4 separate regions of the Homo sapiens genome follow, and all the other regions are linked to region 2. The links are chromatin loops, found by intact Hi-C in ENCODE. Cell type or tissue: heart right ventricle. All regions are shown on one strand. Links, peaks and the distances in the headings refer to the core of each region. The heading gives the core; the rest is flanking DNA.

Evidence for each region. A loop is a pair of places that touch in the nucleus more often than their neighbours do. Peaks named below come from ENCODE experiments on the same cell type or tissue, not always from the same donor. Only the 100,000 strongest peaks of a DNase experiment are listed, where the experiment ranks them.
Region 1: a loop joins it to region 2, with 4 times the contacts of the local background. A loop is called at or near these places in 99 of 110 quality-filtered maps.
Region 3: a loop joins it to region 2, with 8 times the contacts of the local background. A loop is called at or near these places in 41 of 110 quality-filtered maps.
Region 4: a loop joins it to region 2, with 3 times the contacts of the local background. A loop is called at or near these places in 97 of 110 quality-filtered maps.

Annotation. Positions count from the first base shown.
Region 1 is chr14:69,087,349-69,092,348 of GRCh38, reverse strand. DCAF5 (DDB1 and CUL4 associated factor 5) reads left to right here. Exons shown (of 9, transcript NM_003861.3): 6 at 462-675. Among named protein-coding and RNA genes, the nearest start is that of DCAF5, 63 kb to the left of the region's middle. In heart right ventricle, for the core only: a CTCF peak has its summit at 1,953 (motif pointing right); no DNase peak of the experiment used is centred there; H3K27ac peaks cover 811 bases.
Region 2 is chr14:68,908,990-68,913,989 of GRCh38, reverse strand. ACTN1 (actinin alpha 1) reads left to right here. Exons shown (of 22, transcript NM_001130004.2): 4 at 1,748-1,834; 5 at 3,948-4,035; 6 at 4,594-4,672. Among named protein-coding and RNA genes, the nearest start is that of ACTN1, 68 kb to the left of the region's middle. RefSeq lists an enhancer at 1,995-2,114. In heart right ventricle, for the core only: a CTCF peak has its summit at 2,215 (motif pointing left); a DNase peak (open chromatin) is centred at 2,189; H3K27ac peaks cover 2,183 bases.
Region 3 is chr14:68,998,156-69,006,381 of GRCh38, reverse strand. No RefSeq gene overlaps it. Among named protein-coding and RNA genes, the nearest start is that of ACTN1-DT, 23 kb to the right of the region's middle. RefSeq lists an enhancer at 314-1,513. In heart right ventricle, for the core only: a CTCF peak has its summit at 4,114; a DNase peak (open chromatin) is centred at 4,182.
Region 4 is chr14:69,104,821-69,109,820 of GRCh38, reverse strand. The region is part of intron 5 of DCAF5 (DDB1 and CUL4 associated factor 5); the gene reads left to right. Among named protein-coding and RNA genes, the nearest start is that of DCAF5, 46 kb to the left of the region's middle. In heart right ventricle, for the core only: CTCF peaks have their summits at 2,033 and 2,233 (motif pointing right); a DNase peak (open chromatin) is centred at 2,217.

The sequences.
Region 1 (5,000 bases), core at 1-5,000, 180 kb before region 2:
CACTGCACCCGGCCTATTGTTTTTACTGATGGTTCTTGTATCTCTAATATGAAGGATGACTATATTGCTTAAACACTGTCCATGACTACCCAGTTAGAGTGGATACAACCCACTTCTCAGGGTCTTGACGAGTATGCTTTTGGTTGTGCAGTTAGCTTGGGTAAAGAAAATCATTATTTTAATATGTCTCTTCTTTCAAGATGTTTTTGTTATCCTTTTCTTGTAACTTTACTGGTAATTCATCTTTTGGAGACTGAGCAAGAGAACTGACAATTGAAGTAACTTGTTTTAAAGTAACGAAGGAAGCGTTGCTACCCTCATTATTCTAGCCACTGCACAGAAATATCCTTTTGCTGAAATTCAGCTATGCAAGCTTGACAGGAGGTCATAGGCAAACATGTGTTTTTCAGACTCTTGTTTAGCCTATCTCATGCCTGATTCCTGTGCCTTGTGCCTTCCAGTTCTCTCCTGCGCTATGGTGGAAACCTGTCCCTCCAAAGTGCCATGAGTGTACGATTCAACAGCAACGGGACCCAGCTCCTGGCCCTGAGGCGACGCCTGCCCCCTGTGCTCTATGACATCCATTCCCGCCTGCCTGTGTTTCAGTTTGACAATCAGGGTTACTTCAACTCATGCACCATGAAAAGCTGCTGTTTTGCAGGAGATCGTGACCAGGTAAATGCTGTCTGCCTCCTGCATCTCACACTTATGCTTTTCTTTCTGATTGTTCTTTCTATACTGGTCTTTATTTCTCATTACCATTATGTCAGGTAGAAACAATTAAGGGGAAACAGTGAGTGCCTGGAGATGTTCTGACTTAATAATAGTGAGTTTCTTTATCAAGGCTGTCAATGGGTAAATACAAGGCACACACCATAAACCAAGGCTGGCCACGATATGGTTCTGAGCCACCTAGCTCTGCCAAGTTTGTGAACAGATTTTAAGATTCTAAGAATGTGCCATTTCAGAAGAAAGGAGAGGGAATCCATGGAAAATTAGCCTGCTGGTGAGAGAGACATTAAAAAAAAGAAACCAATAAAACACAATGATGAATGAAACACCCTAAGTACCATCCAAGAGACATGTATCTTGAATGGCCTCTTGGGATGCCATCTTTTTCTTGGATGAAATGGGGTAAGCAGCTTTGTTTGAGAGGGAGCCAGATGCTGACTCTTTTTCTTTTTACTGCCAGCATCACAACTGGAAATGGAGAGCCCAAGCTGTGAGTTTCCAGCCTTTTCTGAGTCTCACCAGGAATGGAGATGCTGATGTTGACTTAAAGCTGGCAGTTTAAGAATATACTTGGCCTTCTTGCACCTTTCTGTCTTAACCATAGAAGTTCTGAAGTGTCAGTGACCAGTTGGGCTAATCTGGGTCACCAAGCCGAGGAAAGACAAATGGGAAGAAAGACAAATCTAAGGAAAGACTGATCAAATAAACAAATAGAATTTTTTATTCTCAAGCACAACAAATCTTATTGCTATTTCACATATAGATTGGGAAAAAGAAAAACCTTAGTCTCTCGCTAATGTTTAGTGTTCTTATCTTTGGGTCAACTATGTCAAATTTTGACTTAAAATTCTTATATGCTGTACCCCACCTCTTTAGAGTTATTTTTGGCATAAAAGAAATATAAAAGAGGCATAAAAGAAAAATTTCTTTGAGAAACTGGCAAGACCTCGCTTTTTGAAGTAAAAGCTAGGATTTTTCTCCTTAGATGGGGGTTGCTAGAGGCTTCCTAATGTCATAGTTTAAGGATTAGTAGATGTAATAGGAGCCGAATAAATGCCTGTTGAATTGTCTTGCGTGTAGATAGATGAGAATGTTCTTTTAAGTTTTCTGAACTAGAGATTTCCTCTCTTATAAATAGAGACTATATATCCAAATTCAGAATTTATACTCATGTTGGAGTCTTAGGGCCTACTTAGCTGAGATCCATACTGGAGACCACTAGGTGGCCTCAGTGATGTCTCCTTGGGGTGCCCACAGTACCTGAATGACTTAATTTGTATATACCTGTATGGCACTGCAGGGAATTTGTTTCTTGGGTGGGAAGAAACAGTTTCTATAGGCGATCAGACTCTCAATAGAACAGATATACAGAATGGTTGATTTAGCTTTGTCTGGCTGTGGAAATGACAATCAAGTCTCTCCCTCTCTTCCTTTTTTCCTTCTTTCTTTGCTTTTGTTGATTTCCTATCCTTTGTCAACTTCTTATGCATGTAATTCTTGTTTTGTTGAATAATAGAGCATGCAGTGAAGGTGATATTAATAGTTTACTAGGCTTTATTTCCAGAAACCAGAGGCTGAGGGAAAGGTGATTTTCTTCAGGTTGTGTTTAGCAACAAAGCCTATCTTCATGGACCTTAGAAGACCCAGAACAAAGACCTCTAGCCAACATGTAAGCACCTAGACCATGGTTTCCCATCCTTATCATTGTTAACATTTTGGCTAGATAGTTCTTTGTTGTGTGGAGCTGTCCTATGCATTATAAGATGGTTAGCAGTATCCCTAGCCTCTTCCTACTAGAAGCCGGTAATATCATCCTAAGTTATCCTCCAGGCAACCAAAAATGTCTCCAGACATTGTCCCCTGGGGGGAAAATTGCCCCTGGTTGAGAACCTGTGATCCGGATTATAATTACCCATTTTGCTCAGATGCATTGGGGCAGGTATTGTCATAGGCAGAGCCACAGAAGGTATTTTGTGATAGTCCTAGGTATATACATCAAAGATATCATTGTTTCTGTCTTTCAGTTTATATATAATTATAAAAGTATTGAATGGCTTTTGATTTTTCTCTATTTAGATTTGACTAATTTATTATTTGTGACTTGTCCTATGGGAAGAGTTTTATGGGTATTTTATTCTCTCTGACAGACAAGACTTCTTTTTGGCTGGGGTAAGTGGTTTTCCTTGAAAGAAGATGCAAAGTCATTGAATCTAACTTTGGGTCAGTTAACAGAGTTAAAGTCTTAAAAGTCTGTTCATATTCCTGAAATAGTTAGAGGTATATAAAATACAGAGATTTATATTTGGCTTTTTTGTTGACTCCTTAGGGACTAAGAAATGTAGCTAATTCATCATTGTCTTGTCTCCAAATCCTGGCACACAGTGAGAACACAATAAAAATTTGTTGAAGTAAATCTTGAGTACGTTGGTCAATGTGTGGTATTTAGCTTTGTGGGCCTAAGTCTTCTCTAACTGTAAATCAGGATTGATAAGTATGATTTTTCCTGTTCAACTTCCAGAGGCCTGGAAGGATGGATGAATTAAATAATTCATCCAATTAGGAGGATGAATTAAATAATGGATTTATAGTGGAACTAATCTACTGAACTTATAGTTTTTTTTAAGTGTGCACAAGAAGTCAGACTTACTGTCCCAGTCCTAGAACATGTCTCAAAGGTGATTTATAGGCTCTGACTTTCCACACTCAAGGCAGCAGTTGTCACAGTTACAGTGTGACCTGCAGGACTGACATGTATATTCTTTGATGAGTCTAGACAGAATCTTTTTTTCTGCTTTCAGTTTCCATAGCCTGCCTTTTCCTTATATTGGGCTTTATATTTGACCTCATTCCTGTGTGCTCTGAGAACACCCACAGCCTGAGGCTCTGTGTTCTGGAACTTTTCATTTAGTCATAGGCTGGGTAACCATCCCAGACAGGAATCTGAGAATTTCCGTAATAGGAATGAACATGGATGAGAAAAGCAGTAAGAGATCCTATTTATCTGAGACAGTCATCTGGCTTTTAATTATGAGATTATTCAGTCCATACAGATGGACCCAGATATTCTTCAGAGTACGTGTACTTCTTTTTAAACTATCCTAGGTTCACTAGGTAATTCATTAGCCTCAAAATAAAATTAACATTTCAAGAAATTAGACTTGGGGAATAAAGTGTGAAATATCTGAACCTCCTTTGTGTCTCCCTCATGCTCATTGCCACCACTGTAGATGAATTCTAATTATAGAGCTATTAGAGATCATTTTATACAAACCTTTTCTTTCACAGATGAGTAAACTGAGTCTCAGAGAGGTCACAAGTCACAACACATACAAGTTTGTAGGCAAACCAGGGCTAGAACCCAGATTTTTGGGCTCTCAATAGAGACCCCTTTTCACTGTACAAATGATCACAACTTGTTGCGGACAGGAGCAAGACAGGCAGCAAAAATAAGTGGATTGGGCTAGGAGTAAACATTAAGGAGTGGTGGGGATTGTGGAGAGCCCACATCCCATCTAAATGGGCCAGCTTCTGTACAGCTTTAGCCCGTTGTTGTCAGGGCCTCCGATTTTTTTCAAGAGAGGACAGAAATAAAGATTTTTATGTAAGGTCTCTTGGTTTTAAAATATTACAACAAATTCATACTTTATTGTATAGATGAAACAAATCTGTGCACCATACCTATTCTGCTCTGGATCCACCAGTTTGAAACCTCTGTGCTTCATTCAGCAAGATGTTTTTTCTCATGTTTAGTGCCATGGTCTGTCACTAACTCATGGAGACAAGTTCCTTTTTCCTGCTTCCTGCTGAAGGCTTCCTAACTTCATGTCTTTTTCCTTCCTCCATCTTTTAAAATAAGAGAGCATATATTTACTGAGCATTTACTGTATGCCTGATGCTGTGATAGATACATTCACATAACATTGCCAGATGGTACCCTCTTTGAGATTTGCACTCAAAGCCCTTTATACAATCTGTCTTCCCCCCTTTTGGCTACAAATACATAGTTTGTTTCTTTCTAGTATATTATAATTATTCAAGTTTGATAACTTCTAGCATCAGATCAGGTGACAAAAGTGACATCAGGTTGGCTGGGTATCAACAGAAGCAATTAGCCTTAACTAAAGGCTTACACTTTTTTACTTTTTTTGTTTAAAGCAAGCCTACCTTCTAGTCTTGCAATATAGTGCGGACTCTGGCAGTAAAACAGCATTCCTTTCCTTGGAGGCTACCTGAGCCCAAAGGTTCTTCTTGCTTTCACTTCCTACTTG
Region 2 (5,000 bases), core at 1-5,000:
TGGCCTCCCAAAGTGTTGGGAGTACAGGCTCGAGCCACTGTGCCAGGTCTATGAGTTGATTCTTGATGAGTAGTACTACCTCCCCACAATGTGGACTGCAAAATGCTGGCTGGCTGTGTTGCTTGGTAGCAAAAGGGGTTGCATGCTGCTCAGCTCTCTGTTTCTCTCCAACCCAAGCATTTGGATGTGGGACTGTGCCCCGCCTGGTGTCTGGGGCTCTGGGAGGGGCATTTTTACTTCCCTGTTTACAAGAAGGGTTACATCCTATTCCAAGTCCAAAGTGGACACTTGTTCCTTTGCTCAGCATCCCATGCAGACTCAGCAGGTTACCCGCTCCCCTGGGAGGTGGCTGTGGCCAAGCACTGCTCCATGGACTACACCCGGCTGGTCATGGAACAGCATACAGTTTTGCCCTCACTTTTGGGAAAGGGGCTAAGATGTTAGAGTATACCATCCTTAATGGAAATCCACTCTTGTTTCAGGGGTTTGTGGGATGCAAATCCTAGTAGGGTCAGAACTGCCTAGAAATTGATCCTTCTCATGGTTCTATTGGGTCTCCCCTAAAATTAATGTTGCAGGTAGGAAAAAAAAAGATATTCTTTGGGTACCTTACTCTTAACTGAGCGTGTCTTACCATGGGCCGGATTACTATCTCCTGGTCTGGAAGCAGGTGATGAGTGGGTGTGGAATCTACATTTGAGTATCACTTGTTCAACCACAAGACCATAGATTGCTCCATGTATTGGGCTCCTTAAAATAGGGCTTATTTATGTTGTATTCCCTGCCATTAGGCCTGGTACAGAAAAAAAGAGAAAATCTACTTCATAGAACTTGTAGATTCTAAAACTCTAAAAGGTGCTGCTTAGACTAAATATATTGGGTTATCTCTTAGCTGTGATCTTGAAGCTATTGTTTGATTTTTTAAAAAAACATCTGTTTTAATACCCAAACTGATGGCATTGTGAGATTGAGTCAGTGGATAGTTCAAGATGGCAATTTACAAAACTTTAAGTTTGTGACTTTCTCTTGATTCCACTGTTTTTCCACGTGTGGGTGGCTATTTTGAGAGCTGTGATTGCCCAGAGAGCCCCAGCTCACAGAATTGCCAGAACATTTGTGATTGCTTAGAAATCCTCCCCTCTTCATCAGGCTGGGAACACAGATCAGGATTTCAAATGCCCCCTTCTCTGTGGCCTTCCCTGATGTACCCACTGTCTCCAACTAGGATTGATTACACCCTTTTTTTGTGCCCCAAATAGACTTCTCTTCCAGCACCTGTCACAGTTTATTGCATTAACTTTAAGAAACATCCAGGCCAGGCATGGTAGCTCATGCCTGTAATTCCAGCACTTTGGGAGGCTAAGGTGGGAGGATCGTTTGAACCCAGGAGTTTGAGACCAGCCTGGGCAATATCGTAAGACCCTGTCTCTACAAAAAATGAAAAAATTAGCCGGGTGTGGTGGCCTATCTGTAGTCCCAGCTACCCAGGAAGGTGAGATGGGAGGATCGCTTGAGCCCAGGATTTGGAGGCTGCAGTGAGCCATGATTGCACCACTGCACGCTAGCTTGGGTGACAGAGCGAAAACCCTGTCTCAAAAACAAGCAAAAATCCTGTTTCCCTCTAGAAGTAGAGCTCTGGAGTCTTTTGATTCCTAGCGTGGGGCATGGAGTGCTGTGGGTGCTGAGGGAGTGTTAATTCTGTCCCCGCTGAGGCCCTTTCTGATGTGTGCTGCTGCTGTTTCTGTAGAAATCGTGGATGGGAATGTGAAGATGACCCTGGGCATGATCTGGACCATCATCCTGCGCTTTGCCATCCAGGACATCTCCGTGGAAGGTGGGTTTCTGCTTTGTTCCATCCCGCCATCACCATCTCGTCTCCCTCCCTGGGCTTAGCCTGGAGAACTCCCATACCCAGGGCAACGGACGTTGATCAGGGGCCATGTCCTGGGCTTCTTGCTCATTTATTGGGCATCAGCCTTCTCCTCCAGTCAATGTAGAAAAAAGAACTGTTTGCCATTCTGATTCTCATAGGCATGTTGGCCTCAGGGAAACTCCCCACTTTGGGAAAGCCCAAGGCTGCCATGGGGAAGTATATTGGAAAACCCACCTGGCTCTTGGGTTGTTAATCTGAAAGGGTGGGGAAATAGCGGCTGGGAGGAAGGACCAGGAGGGGCGCTAACCCCGTCCTCCACTTTGCTCCCCTAGCACCCTCTAGTGGCCATTTCACAGATCTGCAAGGGCCGCCATGGTCTGGAGAGGTGATCTCTACGCTTGATTCCACACTCGGGCAGTTTTTGAGCTTTATGTCTGCTATGCCTGTATTTATCTTGCATAATAATATTTGTGTATTGTTGTGCCTGTGATAAAACACACATACTGAAACAAACTTTTACAAGATGAGATGGAGATACTATTTTTTAAATATTTGTTTTAATGGCATAGACATCATAAACATTTTTAATCAAAGGAATTTCTTAATGAAAACAACGTGGATTCAATTCAATTGCTTTGTGATGGAGATCTAGGTGTGACACTCTGTGATGCAGCAATGTAGAGTTCCAAGTTCGGTTTATGGGTACTTGGTATTTAGGGTTGAAGTGGTTGGAAAGAGGGTCATAGTAGTCACCTGGGGTGTGGTTCTTGTTAATGATAGTGGATGTAAATCCATTTCTCAAATAGCCTTCTTGATGATTTTGATTCTTTTGGGTGGACTTCTTGTCAGCTCTGCAGTCATCATTGTGTTACTCTTGTGATTTAGCTGACGAAGAGCTTAAGCTAAGTAGAAGCATTAGCTTTTCCAATTTTTAAATTGTCTGCTTTTGCTTAGGTGGTTATGGTCTTTGTAGGAACCCTTGAATGTCATTTTAAAGTCCATTTTGTGTGTTGAAAATAAATGAGATCATTCATGAACACAGTCCACTGAGTACCTTAACCTCCAATTCACAGGCACAAACACAGGGTGTATTAGTCCGTTTTCACGCTGCTGGTAAGGACATACCCGAGACTGGGTAATTTATAAATAAAAAGAGGTTTAATGGACTCACAGTTCCACATGGCTGGGGAGGCCTCACAGTCATTGCAGAAGAGCAAGGGAGAGCAAAGGGACCTCTTACATGGCAGCAGGCAGAGAATGAGAGCCAAGTGAAAGGGGTTTCCCCTTAGAAAACCATCAGACCTCGTGAGACTTATTCACTACCACGAGAACAGTATGGGGGAAACCACGCCCACGACTCAATCATCTCCCACCGTCTCTCTCCCACAACACGTGGGAATTATGGGAGCTACAATTCAAGATGAGATTTGGGCGGGGACACAGCACAAACCTAGCAGGGGGGTAGTGTGGTTTGCAGTCTTTCTTCTGTGCTGGGAGCTCCGTGAGCCCCCTCAGTTGCCTGCCTAACCTCATAGACACGTGGCTGCTTCACACACAGAGGGCAGCAGTATTGATCCGTGCAGTAAATATAAGGAAACCTTATTTTTTAGATTAAAAACAAAATCTGTCTAGGAGTCCTAATGCTTTCTTCTCACTCAGCTGTGTGCACCCCTCAGGCTGTGGGATTCCCCTGTCTGGAGACCCCTAGATGTGTAGATTTCCCAGATCAAATCTTCCTCCCCAACCTGATAGAGGTTGCCGACTTATTTTGTATCATTACCATTTCTTTGAATAAAAGAGAGTAGGGGGAGCTAATTCTTGAAGTTTGAAAAACTGTTGTCTCAAAATTTACACGTGTAACACGACTAGCTCTGAACAGCTTCCCAGCTTGCTTTTTCTGTTTCTCAAATAACTTCTCAAACTCTGTCAAGGGAATAGACTTGATGGCCAGGGCTCCTCCTTCAGTAGCTGCAGGGTTGGCATCAAAGGGTCACAGTGGGGCCTCCTGTGAGCCGGCATCCCTCCCTCCACCGAGTCAGCCCTCTGACCTCGCTGCCCATCCCCTTCCCCATAGAGACTTCAGCCAAGGAAGGGCTGCTCCTGTGGTGTCAGAGAAAGACAGCCCCTTACAAAAATGTCAACATCCAGAACTTCCACATAAGGTGAGTGCTGGGGTCTGAGGGGCTCTCACAGAACCAGGCTGCCTCCCCCGGGAGCTCCCAGACCCCCTTGGCTGGGTCAGTCTCAGCTTTAGAACAAAGTGGAGACCTCTGGGGGAAGAAGTAGCTTTCCTTGGGAAGGGGATGTCGCCATCGCTCTGAATCCCCCCGTCTCTCTCCCTGCAGTGTCTTAGATGGGGCTGCTGCCTGATATAACTTTGGTTGATGCTTTTGCTACTGGGAGCGCCCCCAAGGAAATTGTCCAGGAAGTCCCAGCCCAGGGCTCTGGAACAGCAGACTAGGGCCATAGGCCTTGGTCGGGGGTAGGGCTGGATATGGCAGGTTTATCTGAACTTGTCAACCCCCCCACAAAGTCTTGACCCTAGTGCCTGGGATTTGTGGCAGGAAGAAATGTCCCTTCCCATCCTGTCTTCTAACTCCTACCCCAGAAAGCTCTATGTGTTCATCTCTCTGGTGTCTAGGAGGCCCCTGCTTTGCCCTGGTTGCCCGTTTGTTCAGCCTCATTTACCAGCCTGCTCCTTCTTCTCTCTCCCCGGGCAGCTGGAAGGATGGCCTCGGCTTCTGTGCTTTGATCCACCGACACCGGCCCGAGCTGATTGACTACGGGAAGCTGCGGAAGGTATGTGTGCCCACCTGACCACCCGCTTTGGGTCCCTGGCAGGTGGGGTGGGAAAAGAGCAGGACTAGGACCCTTGTTGTGACAGTCCATGGTCCAGCCTGAGCAGTGTTGGCCTCTTAGAATAGCCAGACAGAGCCCCAACTGAAAGTGAAGAGAAAACACCTTCCCTGTTAGGGCAACTTCATTACCCTTGTGCGTGGTGTGTGTGTACTTGCACACATACACAGCCCATCAGGAAAATATCACAGCTGTGACAGCAGCTTTGTCAGAGGGATGGAATGATACATGGTGTTTCTCCCTTCTGTTTTTCCGGGATTTGTAAAGAGGA
Region 3 (8,226 bases), core at 1,996-6,995, 90 kb before region 2:
GGATGGGTGGAGGGCGGAGGTGGTGGGATTCACCCTCAGCCACCAATTGATGGAGAGATCCTAACCCTTGGTCAGCAGGCTTCTAAGACACCCCTGCCACCGTATCCCTTGAGGCCAATGCCTGAGGCTGGATCCCTGAGCCCTCTTTCTGCCCCCGCACAGTTCCTGGAGGAGGACCATGTCATGGTTAGGACACACGTGGGTTCAAGACCAGACACCTCAACTCTGCAGACCTGGTTTCCTCACCTATGACATCCCTCCTCGCAGGTTTGCTGGAAAGATTGAACCAGCTGGACACAGCCAGTGCCTGGAGTCGGCCTAGCATAGTGTGGGTACAGCCCTTCTCTCATCCTCACCCTGCACTCCTCCCAGCGCCCAGCCTGGCTGCCCAGCCACTTCCCAGCACCAGCTTTCCATGTGGGAATGGAAACTCTGAGAGGGACCACGTCTCTTTGTATTTCCCCAGACTGAATTGTTCACAGCTGGCAGCATGGCTGAATGACTCACCCCTCCCGGAAGGATGCCTGTGTCAACCCAGCAGCTTCATTCAGGTCAATGCTTATTCCCTGAGCACCCGGTAAGTCCGTGGCTCTCATCCCTGGCAGCACACCAGAATCAGGGGGTTTGGAAGTGGGTGAAGCCACAAGGCAAGGAAGAGGCAGTGGAATCAGGATCTCTGGGGTGAGGCCCAGGCATCTGCATTTCTTACACAGTCTCTTTCATAAGGTCAGCAGAGGGTCTTCGGTGTAAGACCAGGGTGTTTGCTTAATATACAGAGTTCAGGCACACGCCCACACCAAGTGAATCAGACTCTGGGGATGGGTTGTACAACCTGTTTGAACCCCTTTCCCTGCAGGATTTCTTTCTTTTTTCACAGAAAGGTTTAGAAACTTCCCTACTTAGAAGAAACCAGTGTGAGGAATAAATGAGCCCAGCTGCCGAAGGACGTACCCTTGGGATGAGAGGATGGCCAGGAGCTGGAGGAGGCAAGGGCTGAGGGCCGGGAGGATGAAGATGAATCTCAGCTGAGGGAGAGACCAATCTGGGCTAGGGAAGGTGAGGCTGGGAGGTCTCTTGGAAGAGGCAGCTACATTCCTCTCATTCCTTAAAGGTGAATTTCTGAGGGTAGAATTTCAAGGGGGCGAATGGAAAGGACAGGAGCAGTATCTATCTATATCTATCAATCTATTATCTATCGGTCTATCATCTTCCCCCAATCCCCTCCCAGTGTTAACCAGCTCACCCTGTGGCAGCAGGAGCCTCTAGAGCTGGGTGTGTTGGAGGTTGGTGTGTTAGACTGCTCGGGTTTCCACAACAAGATACCAGAGACTGGATGACTTGAACACCAGAAATCGATTTCTCATAGTTCTGGAGGCTGGAAGTTTAGGATGCCAGCAAGGCAGCTTTCACTCTGAGACCTCTCCTCTTGGCTCGTAGTGGCTGTCGTCTTGCTGTATGCTCACATGAGCTCTTCTGTGAGGGAGAGGGTGGTGAGGGAGGAGAAGATGGGGAGAGGGCAGGGAGAGCTGGGGGAAGAGGGAGGAGGGAAAGGAAGGGGAGGGAGGGAGACAGAGACAGAGCATGCTCACTCTCTCTTGTGCCTCTTACTAATCCTATTGGCTCAGAGCCCCATCCTTATAACTTCATTTAGCCGTAATTGCCTCCTTGAAGGACCTGTCTCCAAATACAGCCACATGGAGCGTTAAGGCTTCGAGGTAGGAACTATGGAAGACATAATTCAGTCTGTGGCAGTGGCTTCTCTGATGTCTCAGCTTGCTCAAAGGACCATGCTGGAACTCACAGCATCCTCCAGGGAGACTGGACCAAAGTGGGAAAGGGTGTGGGTGACTGTTGAGTCCCCCTCGTGCTCGCAGTTCATAGACTGACCTGGGGGCTGGGGGTGGAAGAAGCCTTGCCTGTGCCTAGGCCTCTGGAGACCCAGGTATAGGAATGAAGGAGATCGGGATCCAAATAGCACACAGGGCTGGCCTGGGGATCTCTGAGAGCCAGACACAAGGACAGCAGCCATGGCCCAGGGGAATAGGAGCTTCCCTGGAAGCAGCTCCGAGGGGCACTGCAGCCCCTTAGGCAGATCAGCCTGAGCCCAGGTGCCTTCCTCACAGCATGTGTCCGGAGTGTCACAAGCAACATGTATCTGTTTACTCGTTCATTCATTTATTCATTCAACACTTGCTATGTAGCAGGCACTGTGCTGGGCTCTGCAGCTCAGCTGTGCATGAAGCAGACAAGGCCCTGCTCTCATGGAGCTTACATATGAAACAGGCAGCAGGCAGGACAAGAAACAATCCAATATCTGATGTAATCAAGTTGGGCCATGAGTGTGAGGAAGAAGCATGCAGCAAGTTTCGGAGAGGGAGTGACTAGTGTGGAAGGTTCCGCGCAGTCCCCTGAGAAGACAGCAATGAGTAGAGAGAAGCCTGAATGGTGTAAGATGGGGAAACCTGCGGATCTGCGGGGAAGGGTGTTTCAGGCAGAAAGAACAGCAAGTACAGAGGTTCTGAGGCCAGAAGGACCTTGACACACACGAGGTGTGGCAAGGAGGCCAAAGGGGTTGAGTGGAGGGACAACAGAGTGCCGTGGTGAACAGAGTGAGGGGCAGGCAGGGCCGAGTCACTGGGACGAGTGGGGTCCACCTGTTTCTCTCCGTCTGATGGGAGGCCATGGAGGTTTTGGGCAAAGGAGTGGCATGACTTAGGTTTAGGAGGGTGGCTGGATGCTATGTGGAGAACAGATGATGGGAGGTCAGGTGGGGGAGCTGAGAGACCCAACAGGAAGCCACTGCAGGTCAGGGAGAGGAGGTGACACCTAGGGGTTAGAAACCTACCTTTCATTCACTTCCAGATGGAACTGACCACTGGGGAGAGGCGGGGTCCCCTGGAGAAACAGATGGGAGAGCAGGAGGAGTGAGGAATGAGCCTTGGCCTCCGACTTGTGGAGGTCAGGAAGAGGAGGTTGAACCAGCTCAGGAGACTGAAAAGGAGCCAGCGAGTGGGACCAGGCAAACGGTGTCCTGATGACAGTTCGTGCAGAGGCAAAAAAGAGGGGACGCTGACCTCTGCCAAAAGCTGCAGACTTGCCCAAAAGACGAGGACCACCCCAGACCATCCAGATGGGCAAGTTGAAGTTCATGGCAGCTTTGACCGCAGCAGCTGCAAAGCGGGGATGGGGACTTAGGCCTGATGAGAGTGCAGGAGAGAATGGGATGGAAGGAGATGGAGATGCAAGACAGGCAAATTAGTTGGAGGATTTTGCTAGAAAGTATCAAAGAAACGGAACCGTCAAGCTGGTTGGCCATGAAGGAGGAGGGAGGAGAAGACAGGGTGTGGCCCCGATGGCCTCAGGAGGAGGTTTTAGAGCTGCAGATCAGGTGGTCAGGGACTGTGTCAGTCACTAGGTGGGCTTGACCTCCCTGAGGGTGGAAGGAAAGAGGTTGATCAGGGGAAGGTGTTCTAGGAGATAGAGAGCTCTGCCTGTGTTTTTTCCCCCTAGCCTGAGACATCGCCATCTTTGTGTTTTGGAAGCTGTTTTTAATTTTATTTATTTATTTTTTTGAGACAAAGTCTCGCTCTTGTTGCCCAGGCTGGAATGCAATAACTCAGTCTCGGCTCACTGCAACCTCCGCCTCCTGGGTTCAAATGATTCTCCTGTCCCAGCCTCCCAAGTATCTGGGATTACAGGTGTGTGCCACCATACCCTGCTAATTTTTGTATTTTTAGTAGAGACGGGGGTTTCACTATGTTGGCCAGTCTGGTCTCGAACTCCTGACCTCAGGCGATCCACCCACCTCAGCCTCCCAAAGTGCTGGGATTACAGGCATGAGCCACTGTGCCTGGCCGGGAAGCTGTTTTTTAGAATCATGGAAAATAGCAACTAAAGAAAAAGATGCTAGCTGAAATGCTACTTCCTGATTACTAGCTAAGAGTGTAGCTGAGATAGAGGCTGGTGGTAGAAGGACCCAAAAGAAAGAATGAGCTCTAGGTAAAGCCGAAGGCTGAATCTGGCTGGGTAGGTCTGGTCAGAAAAGCTGGCCTGGCTGACGCAGCAAGCACAGGACAGGACGGACAGGATGTCAGCAGTCCACAGGCTCATGACCTGGGACTTTCCTTACCACTGGGTGGTGCATTGACTTAGGAACCTACTGGCTACAGTGGAGGACTGGTGATGCTGAAGGGCTCATGGACCTCTGGCAGGGAGGAGCCCTTCCTGCTGTCCCAGCATTCTCAGAAGGATACTCCTGCCCCACCTGGGAAATATGAGGGTGACTTTTGCATCCAGAAAAAGGATGTACCAGCTGGGTTGTGTCCATTTAGGGTAACAGTGACCCTGGCTACTCAAAGTGTGGTCCTTGGACTGGCAGCATTGCCATCAACTGGGATCTTGCTAAAAATACAGAAACTCAGGCCCCACCCTAGACCTACTGAAGCAGTGTGTATTTTACCAAAATTCCTAGGTGACTTCTATGCACATTAAAGTTTGAGAAGCACTGGCTTAAGCCACTGGTCCTCAGACTTGCTGCACTTTGGAATTACCTAGGGAATTTTAAAAGATGCTGATGCCTGGGTACCACCCTGCAGCTCCCCAACACTCCCAGAAATACTGATTTTACTACTATGGGGTATGGCCTGGGTACCAGGAATTTAAAGGCTTTTCACGGGATCATAATGTGCTGACTTAACCACTAACTTTGAGAACGACTACCTGAGGCCATAAAGATGTTTATCTGGGAGCTAGATTCCAGGGTAGCTCTAGGTGGACTCAGCAGCCCCAGGATATAGTGGAGGACTCACCACTGTCAGGATTTGTTTTGTTTCCTTAGGCTTGTTGCCTCATGATTAAAGATGGTTGCCATGCCTCCTAGAATACTGCACTTACAGGAGATTCAAAGGTTGGGAAGACAGCTCAGGTGGGAGGTGGTAGGAGAGCTTGTTTTGTGACTTCTCTCATTTTGTCAGGCAGGGAAAAAACTTTCCCCAAATCCCAGCACTTTGGAAGGCCAAGGCGAAAGGATCACTTGAGGCAAGGAGTTTAAGACCAGCCTGGGCAACACAGCAAGACTCCTGTCTCTACAAGACAAACAAACAAGGCCAGGTGTGATGGCTCACATCTGTAATCCTAGCACATTGGGAGGCTGAGGTGGGAGGATTGCTTGATCCCAGGAGTTCCAGACCAGCCTGGGCAAAATGGCAAAAACCCATCTCTACAACAAATACAGAAGCTAGCTGGGCCTGCATTCCCAGCTACTTGAGATGCTGTGGTGGGAGGATCACCTGAGTCCAGTGGGGTCAATGTTGCAGTGAGATGAGTTTGCACCAGCCTGCACTCCAGCCTGGGCAACAGAGTGAGACCCTGTCAATCAACCAATCAATAGAAAAAGAAAAAACTTTCCCAGAATTCCTGCAACAGATATCCCCTTTGTTTTCATTGAGCAAAGACAGGTCACCCTTAGCTGCAAGGGAGCCTGAGAAAGTGCATTTTTGGCTTTTTCACTTTCTATAGTAGGAAGCAGAAAATAGAGAACGGGGTTAGAAATGACTGTTAGATAGCCAGTCATCAGTATGTGCCATAAAATGCACATGAGATATAAATGCTTATGTGGCAAACTCGATAAATTAAATTATTAAGTAATTAGCTGGCTAGGTTTTCAATGGAAGAAACAGGAAAGATGGGGTCTTCTATTAATTTTCTCTTGTTAGCTGATTTGATCAATTGATCTTTTTTCTGTTTAATTGATTTGTTTTATGTTTGTTCAGATCAAAAAGTCAAAAAGTTTTCTTTAAAATACAAGGGCCAGGTGTGGTGGCTCATGCCTGTGATCCCAGCACTTTGGGAGGCCAAGGTGGGCGGATCGCCAGAGGTCAGGGGTTGGAGACCAGCGTGGCCAACATGGGGAAACCCCGTCTCTACTAAAAATACAAAAATTAGCTGGGCATGCTGGGGGCACCTGTAGTCCAGCTACTTGGGAGGCTAAGGCAGGAGAATCGCTTGAACCTGGGAGGCAGAGTTTGCAGTGAACCAAGATGGCACCACTGCACTCCAGCCTGGGTGACAGTGAGACTCCCTTTAAAAACAAAACAAAACAAAACAAAAACAAGCTCCTTTGAAGGCAGGCGTTCCCATTTGAATGTAAAGGTTGTATATTGTTCCTAACTCAACGTCACAACGCTCAGTAAAAATAGAGGTGAAGAGACCAAAAAAATAAGATAGCAGACCATATTCATTCATGCTCTACAAACTAATAAATGTGCTGTCTAAAAAAGCTGCATATAGAAACCCTTAGGATTTTGTATCTGTTTAACACAGAAATTCAACTTCTGGGAATTAGTTCAAAGGAAATAATCATGTATCCATTTCAGAAATAGTCATTGCTGGCCAGGCATTGGTGGCTCACACCTGTAATCCCAGCTTTCTGGGAGGCTGAGGTGGGCAGATCGCTTTGAGTTCAGGAGTTCTAGACCACCCTGGGCAACATGGTGACACCCTGTGTCTACACAAAAAACACACAAAAAAATAGCTGGGCGTGGTGGCACATGCCTGTAGTCCAAGCTACGCAGGAGGCTGAGTGAGAGGATTGCTGGGGCCGGGGAAGTGGAGATTGTAGTGAGCCAAGACTGTGCCACTGCAGTCTAGCCTGGGTGACAGAGTGAGACCCTGTCTAAAAACAACAACAACAACAACAACAACAACAACAACAACAACAAATGGTCATTGCCGTGCTACTTATAAAAATTGGAAACTACCTAAATGTCCCATGACAGGGGATTGGTTGGATGATCCAGCCACATACATACAATGGAATACTACACAACCATAAAAACAACAATGTTGAAGCTGGGCGCAGTGGCTCATGCCTGTAATCCCAGCACTTTGGGAGGCCAAGGTGGGTGGATCACTTGAGGTCAGGAGTTCAAGACCAGCCTGGTCAACATGGTGAAACCCCGTCTCTACTGAAAATACAAAATTAGGGCATAGTGGCACGTGCCCATAGTCTCAGCTACTTGGGAGGCTGAGGCATGAGAATTGCTTGAACCTGGGAGGCGGAGGTTGCAGGGAGCTGAAATCGCACTGCTGCACTCCAGCCTAGGCCACAGAGCGAGACCTCGTCTCAAAAAAAGAAAAACATGTCGAATAGTATTTAATGGCATAAGAAAATGTTCACAACATATTATTAGATGAAAAAAGCAATATGTAAGGCAATATATAGTAAATCACATTTTTATTGTGATAAAGTATATTTATGCTAGGAAAAAAACCACTACAAGGCGACACGACAAAAATACTGCCTTTCTGGATGGTAGGATTATGTAAGGTTTTGCTTTTTCTTTTGATTAATCTACATAGCATGTTTTTGTTTTGTTTTGTTTTGTTTTGTTTTGTTTTGAGACAGAGTCCCGCTCTGTCACCCAGGCTGGAGTGCAGCGGTGCGATCTCGGCTCACTGCAAGCTCTGCCTCCCGAGTTCAGGCAATTCTCCTGCTTCAGCCTCCCGAGTAGCTGGGACTACAGGCACCCGCCACCACGCCCGGCTAATTTTTTCGTATTTTTAGTAGGGACGGGGTTTCACCATGTTAGGCAAAATGGTCTCGAACTCCTGACCGTGTGATCCACCCGCCTCGGCCTCCCAAAGTGCTGGGATTACAGACGTGAGCCACCACGCCCCACCAACATGTTTTATTTCATTATAAGGAAACAAGTTAGGGAGAGTCACACAGCCTAAACAACCTAGCATGTGTTTGTGGAGCCCAGATGAGAATTCAGGTTTTCCTTTCTCATACCTTCTCTCCACCCAAAACTCCACTCCCCACCCCCGGGCTAAGCAAGACACCATCCCTCCATTTCTGAGAATGTCCTTGGAGGCTTCTGGAGACCTGGCCCACTTGGCCAAGTTTATGTTTTGGTGGAAACTCTTAATGTTTCCATTGTCTGACTTGAGAGTCTTTAAATTATTCATCTTAATTAAGTGCAGCCTGGGTGTTCTTTGACAGAGCCCTGGCCCCGTGGATTTTCTTTACCTCTTCTTTGTTTTAGAAGCCAAGAATAAAGAGGGTTTAGAGAGAGGACAGACTGTTGGCTTTGCTGCGTCTACATCTGAAAGGCACCCATTCTGTTGGGAGAAATGACGGCATGGCCATTAGGCCTGTCTGACATCCCACACAGTGGTTCCTTAGGGTCTTGGAAGCCTGCAAGAACTATTTCTCTGCAGAAGTAG
Region 4 (5,000 bases), core at 1-5,000, 200 kb before region 2:
ATGAGTACCTATTTCCACCAAAGACATGTACAGGAACATTTACAGCTGCTTTATTTATAATAGCCACAAGCTAGGAACAACCTAAATATCCATCAAAAGAAAATGGAAAATGGATAAATAAACTGTGGAATAGCCATACAATAGAATATTACACAAACATAAATAAACAACAAACTATAAATATACACATTGACATGGATGAATCTCACGGTCATAATATTGAATAAAAGAATTCAAATACAAAAGAATCTCTGTGATTCCATTTGCATGATGCTCAAGAACAGGCAAGTTATGGAAGTCAGAATAGTGGTTACCTCTGGGTAAGGTATTGACTAAGGAAGGCATGAGGGAAACTTCTGGGGTTCTATATCTTGATCTGGGTGGCAATTTCATGGTTGTATACCTATATAAATTTTTATTGAGCAATGCCCTTAGAATTAGTGCATGTTATCATATTATGTTGTATCTTTTTTTTTTTTTTTGAGGCAGAGTTTTGCTCTGTCTCCCAGGCTAGAGTGGCGCGATCTCAACTCACTGCAAGCTCTGCCTCCCGGGTTCACACCATTCTCCTGACTCAGCCTTCTGAGTAGTTGGGACTACAGGCGCCCGCCACCACGCCCGGCTAATTTCTTTTTGTATGTTTAGTAGATATGGGGTTTCACCTTGTTAGCCAGGATGGTCTCAATCTCCTGACCTCATGATCCACCCGCCTCAGCCTCCCAAAGTGCTGGGATTACAGGTGTGAGCCACCGCGCCTGGCCTGTATTATGTTGTATCTTAAAATTTAAAAAAAGAATCCAAGGCCACTGTTGTCTTCAAGTGGGTATTTATCTTCTTCCCTACGATTCCAGTGGCTGTGGCAATAACACTGGCTCTTTACAGAGCTGCCTTAAAGGGACAAAAGAGAGAACGAGAAGAGTCAGGTGGACCTAGAAATTTTGGTGGTATTATAGAAAACTGCAACAGAAAAGCTGAAGATAACTGGGATTTTGCTCGTCACAATGATTAGCTTTAGTCGGGGGCATGCCTTCTGGTTATTAAGCTACTCCCTTCTTTCTGTCTTCTACTCACCCATCTTTACCATACATAGGTTTACAGTACTCATGCAAGTGTTCTGTCCTCTGAACTCCTTAATAAAAAGCTTGCTTTCTCCCAAGCACTGTATTCCTTTCTTAAACTTCTTTGTTTTTTTATTATTGTCATCGTCTGTCTTATAATCATCCTGGCTGAAATCTCAAAGTCCATTTGCCTCTTCTGCCTCTCCCTCCCTCTGCCATAAACATCTTTGCTCTGTGTTAGTGCTTGGCCACTCTTTTCATTGCTTAAATCCCTACCCCATTTCATACCCATTTCCGTCTCTCCATAAGGTTCTGACTGCACTGGCTCCTTAGCTTGCGTCTCTTCTCCCTTTGCACCACCCCCCAAAACACATACACATAGAGGATGCTTTCTCCTGTTTTCTTGATTTTTCTTTACGTGTTCATGTCATAGTTACCAAGATCAAATGGTAATCCATCAGGGAAAACTTCCTTGCTAGATCTCTCTGTTACATACTCTTAAAGATGCTTTTACTCACCATGTCCCCCGGCACCTGGCACTATTTTGGCACAGAGTGTATGTTGAATGAATGCAGCTGTCCCTAACTTCTAGAGGAAAGGATCTCTCCATTCAGAATCTCTGTAAAGTACTTATGATCTGTGGCATTCATGTTGCACATTTCAGTTGCTGCTTTTGCCATCATTAGTTATTCATATGCTATGTCTTGTCTCCCGGTAGGCCAGTATTTGTCTTTGATTTCCTTCCCAGTGCCCAGGAGCTGCTTCACAGAAAGGAGGCATTTGTCCTAATATGTATTATTACTTGTGTTTTTCTATGAATTTTTAAGGGCAGGTGCGTGTTTTATTCATCTTTAATCTCTAGTGCCTAGCACAGTGCTTGGAATATTATGGAAACTTAGTAAATATTGAATGAATATATAGTGTTATACTCATCCCAAAATAGTCAAAGCTAACTTTTAGAAAATACTTTCAAAGCTAACTTTCTATAATGTTTATGGACCTGCTAATCCCTGAGTATAATGACATGAATCCAAATGTTGTATCTCAGGAATAAATCCTTAGAGGAGGTGTAAGGTTTCTTGCTGGGCTTTGAATGCCACCGTCAATTAGTTATGTGGCAGAGAGCCAGGTATTCTGGTGAAGTTGCTTTGTAGCTTTTAAGCCACAAGGTGGAGGTGTAGAATCAGTTTTGCCCACTGGAGGACACCAGGTCACTGGTTTCCTAACCCAGTGATTCTCAAACTTTAAGGGGCATCAGAATCACCTGAGGAGCTTGTCGAAGCACTCCTTCCTGGACCCCATACCTAGAGATTGAGTTGTTGGTTTGGGGTGGGACCTTTGATTCTGCCATTATTTAGCAAATACCCAAGGTGATTTAGCAATTTTGTTGGTCTTACAAGATGGAAGCAGTGGTTAATCAGAGAGGTCCATGTTGAATTTGCTCAAGTTCACTCAGACCCAGGGTCTTTGGGGTTTAGGCCAGAGATTGCTTGCGTCCATTCCTTCTCACCAGACACAAATGTCTTTTATGACAAGAGACGTCGCTTCAGACCAGAGCATCTGGGGAATGCCTGGTAAATGGAGGGGAGCTCTGCAAACAAGTATCATTTCATATTCTTCCTTTCGTATTCCCCAAGTCCAGTTATTCAGAAGTAGATAATATCAAAACCTAAATCAAATGGACTTTCTTATTTAATTATTTAATTATTTATTTATTTTTTGAGACAAAGTCTTGCTCTGTTACCCAGGCTGGAATGCAGTGGTGCAATCTCGGCTCACTGCAGCTTCCACCTCTTGGGTTCAGGCGATTCTCCTGCCTCAGCCTCCCAAGTAGCTGGGACTGCAGGCATGTGCCACCATGCCCGGTTAATTTTTTTGTATTTTTAGTAGAGATGGGGTTTCACCATGTTGGCCAGGTTGGTCTTGAACTCCTGACTTCAAGTGATCCACTCATCTCAGCCTCCCAATGTGCTGGAATTACAGGCATGAGCCACCGCGCCCAGCCAGCTTTCTTATTTTAAAATCAAATGTTGACGTTTTCTTCTTAAAAATTTTTATGGTAAGACTTTTTTTCAAATATGTGTAAAAGTAGGCTGGGTGCAGTGGCTCACGCCTGTAATCCTAGCACTTTGGGAGCCCCAGGCAAGGGGATTGCTTGAGGCTAGGAGTTCAAGACATGCCTGGGCAACATACACCCTATCTCTACAAAAGTATTCTTTTAAAAATTAGCCAGGTGGGGTAGTGGCAGAGTCTGCAGTCCTAGATACTGGAGAGGCTGAGGCAGGAGGATCGCTTGAGCCCAGGAGGTTGAGGCTGCAGTGAGCCATGATTGCACCACTGCACTCCATCCTGTGTGACAGAATGAGACCCTATCACTAAAAATAAATAAAAATTTAAAAAACAGTTAAGGTGGGCACGGTGGCTCATGCCTGTAATCCCAGCACTTTGGGAGGCCAAGGAGGGTGGATCACCTGAGGTCAGGAGTTTGAGACCAGCCTGGCCAACATAGTGAAACCCTGTCTCTATTAAAAATACAAAATTAGCCGGGCGTAGTGGTGGGCCCCTGTAATTCCAGCTACTCGGGGGGCTGAGGCAGGAGAATTGCTTGAACCTGGGAGGCAGAGGTTGCAGTGAGCTGAGATTGCAACCATTGCACTCCATCCTGGGCAAAAAAAGCGAAACTCCGTCTCAAAAAAAGCAACACAAAACAAAAAACAGATAAAAGCAGAATAGTAAAAATAATATTTACCTATTCTGGGTATTTCACACTATGTATAATTATTCAGGGTTCTCCAGAGGAACAGAACCAATAGGAGATATATATATATATATATATATATATATATATGACAGTTTATTAGGGAAAATTGGCTCATACCATTACAAAGGTGAATGATAGGCTATGTGCAAGCTGAAGAATGGGAAAAGCCAGTAGAGTGGTCAGTTCAAGTCTGAAAGCCTCAAAACCAGGTAGGCCGACAGTAGAGGCTTCAGTCTGATGCCAAAGGCCCAAGAGCCCCCAGGAGGCCACTGGTGCAAGTCCCAGAGTCCAAAGGCAGAAGAACTTGCAGTCTGATGTCCAAGGGCAGGAGGAGAGGAAGCAAAGCATCAGGCTTGGAAAGAGAACAAGGAACATCAACAAGCTGAATATCCCCCTTTTTCTGCTAGCTTTGTTCTAGTTACACTGGAACAATGCCTGCCCACATTAAAGGCGGGTCATGTTCTCCCTGCCCACTGACTCACATCTCAGTCTCCTCTGGAAACAGGCTCACAGACACACACAGCAACAATGCTTCAGCAGCCATGTAGGCATGCCTGAGTCCAGTCAAGTTGACACCTAATATTGGCCATCACGATATGTGACCTTCTGTCTGGCTTCTTTCACTTAGCATCATGTTTTTGAGATTCATCCACATGTATTAGTGTCTCATTCTTTTTTATGGCTAAATAATATTCTATTATATATACATTATACATATATGGATATACACATTTTGTTTATCCATTCATCTAATGATAGCCGTTTGGATTGTCCCATCTTCTGGCTATTGTGAATGATACTATCATTAACATTCGTGAACAAATTTTTTTTGAGAACCTGTTTTCAATTATTTTGGGTATATTACACCTAGGAGTGGAATTACTGGATCATATGGTGATCCTATATTAAACTTTTTGAGGAACTACCAAACTGCTTTCCATAAAAAGATAATTAAAAAAAAAACATAACCACAATATTATTCCACCTAAAAAGTAACAATAATTCCTTAATACCATCTCATATCTAGTTGTTACAATGGTTTTTGTGAAGCAGGACTCAAAATCCTTACAAAGCAATTGGATGATTTGACTTCTAAGTCTTTTTAGTTTGTAGGTACCCCTGTCTCTCACTTTTTTTTTTTTTAAAGACAGAGTTTTGCTCTCGTTGCCCAGGCTGGAGTG